Linked DNA regions of Homo sapiens: region 1 is linked to region 2. A link is a contact called in ENCODE Hi-C or POLR2A ChIA-PET data. All regions are on one chromosome and are shown on one strand. The core of a region is the stretch at or near the end of the contact, and the rest is flanking DNA. Distances in the headings are between cores, read along the strand shown.

What was found. A loop is a pair of places that touch in the nucleus more often than their neighbours do. ChIA-PET counts read pairs that join two places held with the same protein, here RNA polymerase II (POLR2A).
Region 1: a map of mesothelial cell of epicardium shows a loop between it and region 2 (30-fold over the local background). The contact joins two enhancer-like sites. A Hi-C loop is called at or near these places in 1 of 168 maps with a recorded cell type or tissue (mesothelial cell of epicardium). POLR2A ChIA-PET finds 5 or more read pairs at or near these places in 1 of 52 experiments (WTC11).

What each region holds. Positions count from the first base shown.
Region 1 is chr2:9,988,319-9,992,290 of GRCh38, reverse strand. It overlaps GRHL1 (grainyhead like transcription factor 1), which reads right to left. Exons shown (of 16, transcript NM_198182.3): 10 at 1,544-1,595; 11 at 145-284. Among named protein-coding and RNA genes, the nearest start is that of GRHL1, 39 kb to the right of the region's middle. Within about 2 kb of position 1,375, at least 5 of the 41 ENCODE cell types and tissues checked have a DNase peak (open chromatin) inside an H3K27ac peak, as active enhancers do.
Region 2 is chr2:10,218,414-10,222,874 of GRCh38, reverse strand. No RefSeq gene overlaps it. Among named protein-coding and RNA genes, the nearest start is that of MIR4261, 28 kb to the right of the region's middle. Within about 2 kb of position 2,259, at least 2 of the 41 ENCODE cell types and tissues checked have a DNase peak (open chromatin) inside an H3K27ac peak, as active enhancers do.

The DNA.
Region 1 (3,972 bases), core at 126-2,625, 230 kb after region 2:
ACCCCAGCAGAATATTCCAAAGAGCTGACTAACTGGTCAAACCTCACTCAATTTTGGCTTCTGTTTCCCATGAATAATGCCAAAGAATTTCCTTTTGCCATGCCTTCCTTCCTGGTAACCTCCCCTGGGATCCTGGTTACCTACATGAGTGCCCCGCTGCAAGTTGGCAAAGTGCACGTCAGGAATGAAGAGGACAGGCTGAGTATCGAGATCAATGAAGGGTTTGAAAACTGTGATATCCATTCGCTTGTGAGAGGGAAGCAGTGGCACTTTAACATCAGAAACTGAAAAAAAAAAAAATTAAAAAAGAGGAAGCCAAGGTCAAAGGATTACATACAGACTGGATGCAGGCCACAGAGTGCTCGCCTCTGAGTAAGATACTCCAAGTGTAGCACTCTGTAAGATACAACAGGGCACGCTGCCTGCCTAAGAATCCCAGTTTATGTAAAGGAATTTGTTGTGTGTATTTCCACTAAAATCAACTGAATGTCTTATCAAATCAAAAGGGAAAAGGTATCTTCAAACACACACAGACGCATATCCACAGAAGATTTGCGACAGAGGCAGAGCGTATTTAGTTTTCATTGGAAAGGCTAAAATGTATAATTGTGTAAACATAATTTGGAAGAAATTTCACCTCAGCTGTCCTCATTAAATAATTTACATTCCAACACTCATGGACCCATTGACTTCAGAACATATCAAGAAACTCGACAATGAGGTGAAGTGTAAGCATGCCCATCCAATTTTTAATTTAGTAAGTTAGAGACTCCATCTTCCCCAATGATCTGGCTGGCCCTGAAGTACTCAGTAATGAGGTCTCCTAGTTAGTCAGCTGCTCTCTGAAGTGTCACTGGGAGTTTGTACTTTGATACCAGTAGGAGAATCCTGACTAAGGTGTTGCAGGGCAAATGTCTGCTGAGCCAGACAGACCATTCAAAAGAGCTGCCAGAAGCCCATGTACTACAGATGGAACCCTACAGGCACAGAACAGCACTTTCTTCATTTTAGATACAAGATTTTGTGAATATGAATACTGGTCACAATTAAAAAAAAAAGAAAACAAAGCCTTCCTGGTGAAATGTCCAAACAGAAGCCCTATAGATTCTGCAAATATTAAAATACTATACTTTAGATACAAAATATGATCTTACTTGGAGTTAAGACATCTTGAATTCTCAAGACCATTATTATTACTTTAAAAAATCTAGATAAGTCCCAATTTTAACAGTGATTCATGCAGAACGTGTTGTCATTTTTCAAGACTGGAAACAGAAGTCTGAACTAGAACTGAGAGCCAAAAACGCTGAGGTCGGGAAAACCCAGGGATCTATCCTGTAGTCCCCAGGAAAACCCCTCCCGCTGAGCTGGCATCTGCTGCTGATCTGAGGAAGAGGCAGTGCCACACTGCAGAACAGGAAGAACACCCACTGTCTTCTGCGTGCAAACTCCAGCCACCATTCTCAATGGAAAAGGTCTGAAGCTTGCCGGGAACATTTCTACTTACAGGCATTCACCTGGGAGCTGGGGTCAGGACACTTGCCTTTTCTTTTGCTTTGCTTTCGTTCTTCATCCCTGATTTTCCGCTCAGCTCCCTGTAGGTTAAGAGAAGACAAGATATGATTCTGTTTTCCAATCTTCTTTAAAATATTTAACTCTTATCCTGACCAATGGAAGAAGAAGCCTTTCTCCCTTCTCTGGACAGGAACCCCATTACTTACTATATTCATGAGGCTTATCATAGTAGTTTCTTCTAAAAAGATTAGTCTTAAAATTATTTTTAATTCTATGAAATCACAGGGAACAACATTTATTTGAAAAACAAATAAAGCAAAATTCCGGCCGGAAGCGGTAGCTCATGCCTGTAATCCCAGCACTTTGGGAGGCCGAGGTGGGTGGATCATTTGAGGTCAGGAGTTCGAGACCAGCCTGGCCAACATGGTGAAACCCCACCTCTACTAAAAATACAAAAATTAGCCAGGCGTGGTAGCGGGCACCTGTAGTCCCAGCTACTTGGGAGGCTGAGGCAGGAGAACTGCTTGAACCCCTGAGAGGTGGAGGTTGCAGTGAGCTGAGATCACACCACTGCACTCCAGCCTGGGTGACAAAGCGAAACTCTGTCTCAAAAAAAAAAAGCAAAATTTCTCCTTATAATGGATGTGGTCGTGTTAAATGAAAGCTGAGAAAATCTGTGAGTATACCACATGCCTGCAAAGACACAAGGGTATTTTCCCTTTGTCCAGTAGGAAAAGGAAATGAAAGAAAAAACCCAAGTTGGCCCTACTCTTGAGTATACTCTCCTATATGGCCAAGGTTATCACTGAAGGCTGTGATTCAGTCCAAGGGCCTGGTATCAACCATGTGGCAGATCTAACCAAGCAGAATTCACAAAGTGAAGATGGAACTAGAAATATGCATCATCACTTAAAAGAGAACAAGTGGGCTGGGCGCGGTGGCTCACGCTTGTAATCCCAGCATTTTGGGAGGCCGAGGTGGGTGGATCCCTTGAGGCCAGGAGTTCACGACCAGCCTGGCCAACATGGGAAACCCTGTCTCCATTAAAAATACAAAAAATTTAGCCGGGCGTGGTGATGCATGCCTGTAATCCCAGCTACTCGGGAGGCTGAGGCAGGAGAATCAGTTGAACCTGGGAGGTAGAGATTGCGGTGAGCTGGGATCGCACCACTGTACTCCAGTCTGGGTGACAGAGTGAGACTCCCTCAAAGAAAAAAGAGAAAAAGTGTACTCAGAGTCCTAGAAAAAGACACTCGTGTACTCTGTATATCAACTGCTCAAAGACCGATAGTACCATGCAGCTGAACCCACAACAACAAAGTTCAAAAGAACCATATTAGTAACAAACACGGCCCAAAATCAGGCAATGAAGCATATTTAAAAACATTACATTTAATCATTTTGCTTGACTTATTGGAATTAATTTCTGGATGGTACAGATTTCTTTACATAGTGCTCCAGTTAAGGATGAACTGGTAGCTTATTTTTCTGTTAAATAAATTTGCTGAGAGCAAAAAGAGGCAATAAAAATCCCACTGATCTTATTAGCATTATTATATAATAAGGACCACATTTTAAAAACAGAATATAAAACCACCTTCTGCCTTTTCTAGAAGGTGGTAGCATACTAACATAGTAAATATACAACCTGCTTATAAAAATTGCTATGTAACATTGACACAACAGTCCCTCCCTGACACAGAAAAACAGGTAAATATCCCCAATCTCCTAGCCATTATTGTATGAAGTTGGTCTGGGTCTCTCTGTCCCTTCTAACAAGTCTAACCATAACTTCATTCTGATGATAAACACCACCCTCCTCCAAAAGGTGGAGGGTGCAGTCCTATTACAAAATAGGACTGTCCCTCCTTATTTATCTGTGTATCTATAAAGAATAAGGTATTTCTGTTTCTACATAACATGGAGTAACACAGATCAGATTTACCCTCCACCCTGAAACAACAACAAAAACCAGACGAAATGCAGAAACAAGAACGAGAAGGCCCTGACCAGCAGGCAACTAAAGAACAGTGATCCCTGGGAGACAGGAACCCGCGGCAAGTCCTCAAACCATGCTGGCTGCTGCCTTCAGAGTTCCCAGGCCATGGCATGGGAATTCTCATGTATTCTCAGTCCAGGTGCCCAGGTTTGAGGAGACAGAGCTGGAAGTCCACAGAGACCAAGGCAGCAGGACAAAGTACCAAAGAGGAAAGAGCTCCGAGATCTTCAGTGAGCCCCACTCCAGTACGTGGCCGGGTACCAACAGGTACACAGGTACCAGGAAGCTGCCCAAGGCTGGGGGTCAGGGTTGGGAACTGACATCCGAAAAGATTAGAGAAACAGTGCCCGAAACTCACACAGAGCCAGAAACAGTACCTGTTCCCACCATATGGGATGGACTGGAAATCCCTGTCATGAGGATTATTACAAGGAAGTAATGTGAGAAAACTTGTAATG
Region 2 (4,461 bases), core at 1,010-3,509:
GGTCTTTATGACCTGTATCTTGTGCTGATCTCGTATCTCATTCTGTGTCTAAGAATGCCTCAACCTCCTGGGAATGCAGCCCAGTAGGTCTCAGCCTTATTTCACCCAGCCCTTCCCTATTCAAGATGGAGTCGCTCTGGTTCAAACGCCTCTGACAAAGGGACTAATGAAATGACTCCAGGTCACCATGGACTCTGCAAATGAGGTTATCAGCCCTGCTGACCCCAGCCCTGGAGCACAGCGAGGACTAGGCCCAGTGTCTGGTCAACCCTCTGACAGCCACGTGTTAATGTTTGCTTCTTCTGGCCTCTTCCCAATAAGAGTGTCAATCAGTGTTTCCACCATTCACTCTGCGCGGCTCCCCTCTGTGACATCGGCTGCTATTGGAAACTTGCTTGATTGTATCTCGGAGGAAATCGCTGGTTTTTGTTCCGTTATAACAAATGTGAATGGCCCATCACCCTGGCCTGATGCCTGCGCCCCACCCCCATTTCCCTGTGTTCAAGGCTGACCCCCAGCGTTGGAACTTGTCCTGAGGCAGGTGGAGTGAATTAGCTGGAGGTCAGTTGCAGTCGTGCCACCCTTGACCCTTTCTCCCATCAGATGGCTCCTCCCAGTTCATGCCCTCCCGCCCCATCCACCATGTCTCTTTGATTGTTCTCACCATGCCCGGGAGGCCAACTGGGAAGGCATGTCACACCTGTTTTATGGAGGACAAAAGGCTTCTTGATGAGAAGCCACAAAATCCCTAACTCCCACTACATGGGGTGAGCTCTGTGATGGAATCAGTCATGCCGGTGTTAGAGCGTCTGTACTGGTGGCCATTTGGGTGATGCATTTCTTGACTCTCTCCGAGCCTTCCCTGGAAAATAAGGATAACCCCTGAACCCCTGGGATGGCTGTGAAGATGAAATGAGATCAACCAGGAATAGGGGATGTCAACTATAAAGGGCTGTGCACTTCAAATGAGATATCAAGCAGGAATAGGAGGTGTCAGTAGTAAAGGGCTGTGCACCCCAAAGGGGTCATTGCCATCTTCATCATCATCACCCTGATTAACCACCTCCCCTCTGGGGGGCCCACGGCAGAGGTGACATCTAGCCTCCATCCTGACAGCTGAGCAGGGGGCTGGGGAGAAGGAACCCGCCACAGGGACCCGATTCGCCTGGCGCTGACAGCTAAATTCCTGCAGGAGAAAGAAAAAGGCAGGAAGTGTGACCCCTGCCAAGGCAGCTCCCACAGTCGGACCCTGCAGCTGCTCTGAGTTCAAGAAAATAAGTGCTTCAGGGCATCTCGCAGCCAGAGAAAAACACAGTCATTATGGGGAAATGATAGACGCCAGCTGATTGAGTGAATTTTTCCCAGCCAAACCTGAAATTACTTGCGCTATTGATAAGGGCCTAACGGGAAAGGCACAAACCCCCCCGCAGGGAGCCCCTGCTCGCCCTTGATGGCAGCAGGGCCCGCTGGCCTCTGAGGCCTGGGGAGACCTCGCACCCCCATCCCCCCAACCCTTCTTCCTCCCCTGCAGTGGTGCTGAAACCCACCCTCGGGCGCCCACAGCTGGCCATCTCCCAGGGTGCCACAGAGAGCAGGTGCAGCCAGCGCTTGCTGGTTTATGAATGAGTTAACCAGTCCTCAAAGCAAGTATTTTTTACTAGAACCTGTCACCGCCACCCCCCCACCCCCAGAGGAATTGGCTGCAGCTTCATTGTGCAGATTTGGGGCTCCGGAATTCCCGTCTGGGCACTGTTTTGTCATTGCCAGGATATACATAAAGTTTACCATTTTAATCATTTTTCAGTGTACAGGTCAGTGGCATGAAGTCCACTCACATTGTTGTGCAACCATCACCACCATCTGTCCACAGAACTGATTCATCTTCCCAAACCGAAACTCTACCCACTAAACAACAGCTCCCCACCCCCCCAGCCCCGGCACCCAGCATTCTGCCTTTGTCTCTATGGATGTGACGACTGTAGGCACTTCACAGGAGTGGAATCACACAGCACTTGTCTGTTTGTGACTGCTGTATTTCACTTAATGTCTTCAAGGTTCATGTCTTCAAGGATCATCCATGTACTGGCAGACGTCAGAATTCCCTCCCCTTCTAATAAGGCTGAATAATATTCCACTGTATGGAGAGACCACATCACATTTTTTATCCATTCATCACTGATGGACAATTGAGTTGTTTCCACCTTTGACTATTGTGAATAATGCTACTGTACACACAGCTGTGCAAAAATGTGCTTGAGTCCCCGTCTTCAGTTTTTTTACGTATACCCGGAAGAGAAATTGCTGGATCATATGAGAATTCTGTGATGCTCTGATAATCCTGCCATGAATCTTTTGACGACCCTCCAGACTGTTTTCCACAGCAGCTGCTCCATTTTACACTCCTACCAATGGTGCGCAAGGGTTCCGGCCTCGCCACATCCCCACGAACACTTGTTATTTTCCGATTTGGGGTAGGAGCCATCCTGGTGGGTGTGAAGTGGTGTCGCACTGTGGTCGTGTGTTGTATTTAAGAACCCACCCACGTGTCTGTCTCCCATCGGACCACAATGCCAGAACAAGACCCCTCAGCCCCAGCACGTTGGCGGCCACAGGGTTGGAAGTTTGTGGAGATGGCACCCAGTCCATGCCGACTCCGCCTGCCTCCTGCCATCACCTCTCTCCCTCCAGTCTCTCGCCCCCGCTGCAGACGCTGCTTCCTTCCCCAGTGTTTCCACGGGGGTAGCCTGGCATCCGCCCCGCTCCTCGTGCAGGCCACAATTTGCTCTTCAAATTGCCAAACTGTTTACCAACAGCAGAATCTCCTTTACACCCTGCTGATCTGCAAAACCAGTCATTATCCCAAGTCTGGCCGCCTCAGCCTGGATGGTAACAACAGCTTAATAGGAAAATCAGCACAAATGGCTCAGAGGCCTTAATTGCTCTTCTCTGTTGAACCCCACGCCCTGCTACAGTTAGCCTCAGCCGAGGGGAGGTAGGAGGCCGTGATCAAGATTCAAAGAGAAGGCCAGGCGCGGTGGCTCACGCATGTAATCCCAGCACTTTGGGAGGCCGAGGTGGGCGGATCACGAGGTCAGGAGATCGAGACCATCCTGGCTAACACGGTGAAATCCCGTCTCTACTAAAAATACAAAAAAATTAGCCGGGCGTGGTGGCGGGCGCCTGTAATTCCAGCTACTCTGGAGGTTGAGGCAGGAGAATGGTGTGAACCTGGGAGGCGGAGCTTGCAGTGAGCTGAGATCGCGCCACTGCACTCCAGCCTGGGCGACAGAGCGAGACTCTATCTCAAAAAAAAAAAAAAAGATTCAAAGAGAAAAGGCTGCCTCCTTCCGGGGAGGACAGGGTTCACCTCTAAAGGGAACTGCAGCTCGTCACGTGGCGCCAAGCCTGTCCTGTAGACAGAGGCAAGGCCCCCTGAAGGATGGCAACCCTAAGGATTGATGGGGCCTCTTGTGTGCTCAGCTGGTGGGAGGCAGCAGGCAGTGTGATCACAGCTCCAGACAGACAGACTGGGATCTGATTTTGTCCCTGCCACTTCCCAGCTGTGTGAGTTGCTTGGCCTCTCTGGGCTTCAATTTCTTCACCCGTAAAACAGACAGCAATAGTGTCTTGTCTGTAATGTGCAGGAATAGTGTGTTGCTATGACAGAATACCTGAGACTGGGTACTCTTTAATGAACAGAAATTTATTTTCTCACAGTCTGGGGCTTGGGAAGTCCAAGGCCTTCCTAACCCCAAACCCCAACCTCTGGCCAGGGCCTTCTTGCTGCATCAGCACACAGCAGAAGGCAGAAGGGCAAAGAGAGACAGAAGGAAACTGAACTTGGCCTTTTATAGCAGTATTAATCCCATCCCTGCAGGCAGAGCCCTCATGGCCTAATCACCGCTTAAAGGCCCCCACATCTTCATACTGCTACAAGGGCAATTAAATTTCAACATGAGTTTTGGAGGGACAAACATTCAGACCGTAGCAAACAGCATCTCTCTCCTAGGGTCTGTGAGGTCTCATGGCAGAGACAATCCACAAAAGGCTTCTCCAGAGTCTGACATGGTGCATGCTACAAGGAGACAGGTGTTTCTAGGTTTGAATCCCAGCTCTGCCACTTACTACCTCTAGGGCATTGAACAAGGCACCTAACTTCTCTGTTTCCTCATCTGTAAACAGAAATACGACACTCATTTTGCTGGAGGTTTGCAAGGATGGCATGAGCTCATGCCTCTGAAGGCCTCAGCAAATGAGAGCCCCGGAGCCCCTTCTTCCTCCTATGGGGTCACAGATGGTGGGGCATTCTGGGAGATGCCCCAGCACCCAACACAGAGCAGGGGTGGTGCTTAGCAAAGCTCAAACCCAAATAGGAGCACCTGGGGAGTGAGGGGTGGGACGCTTGGGGAGGCCATCCAGCACAGTAGACACCAGGCCCCCAGGAGCAGAGGAGTTCCATCC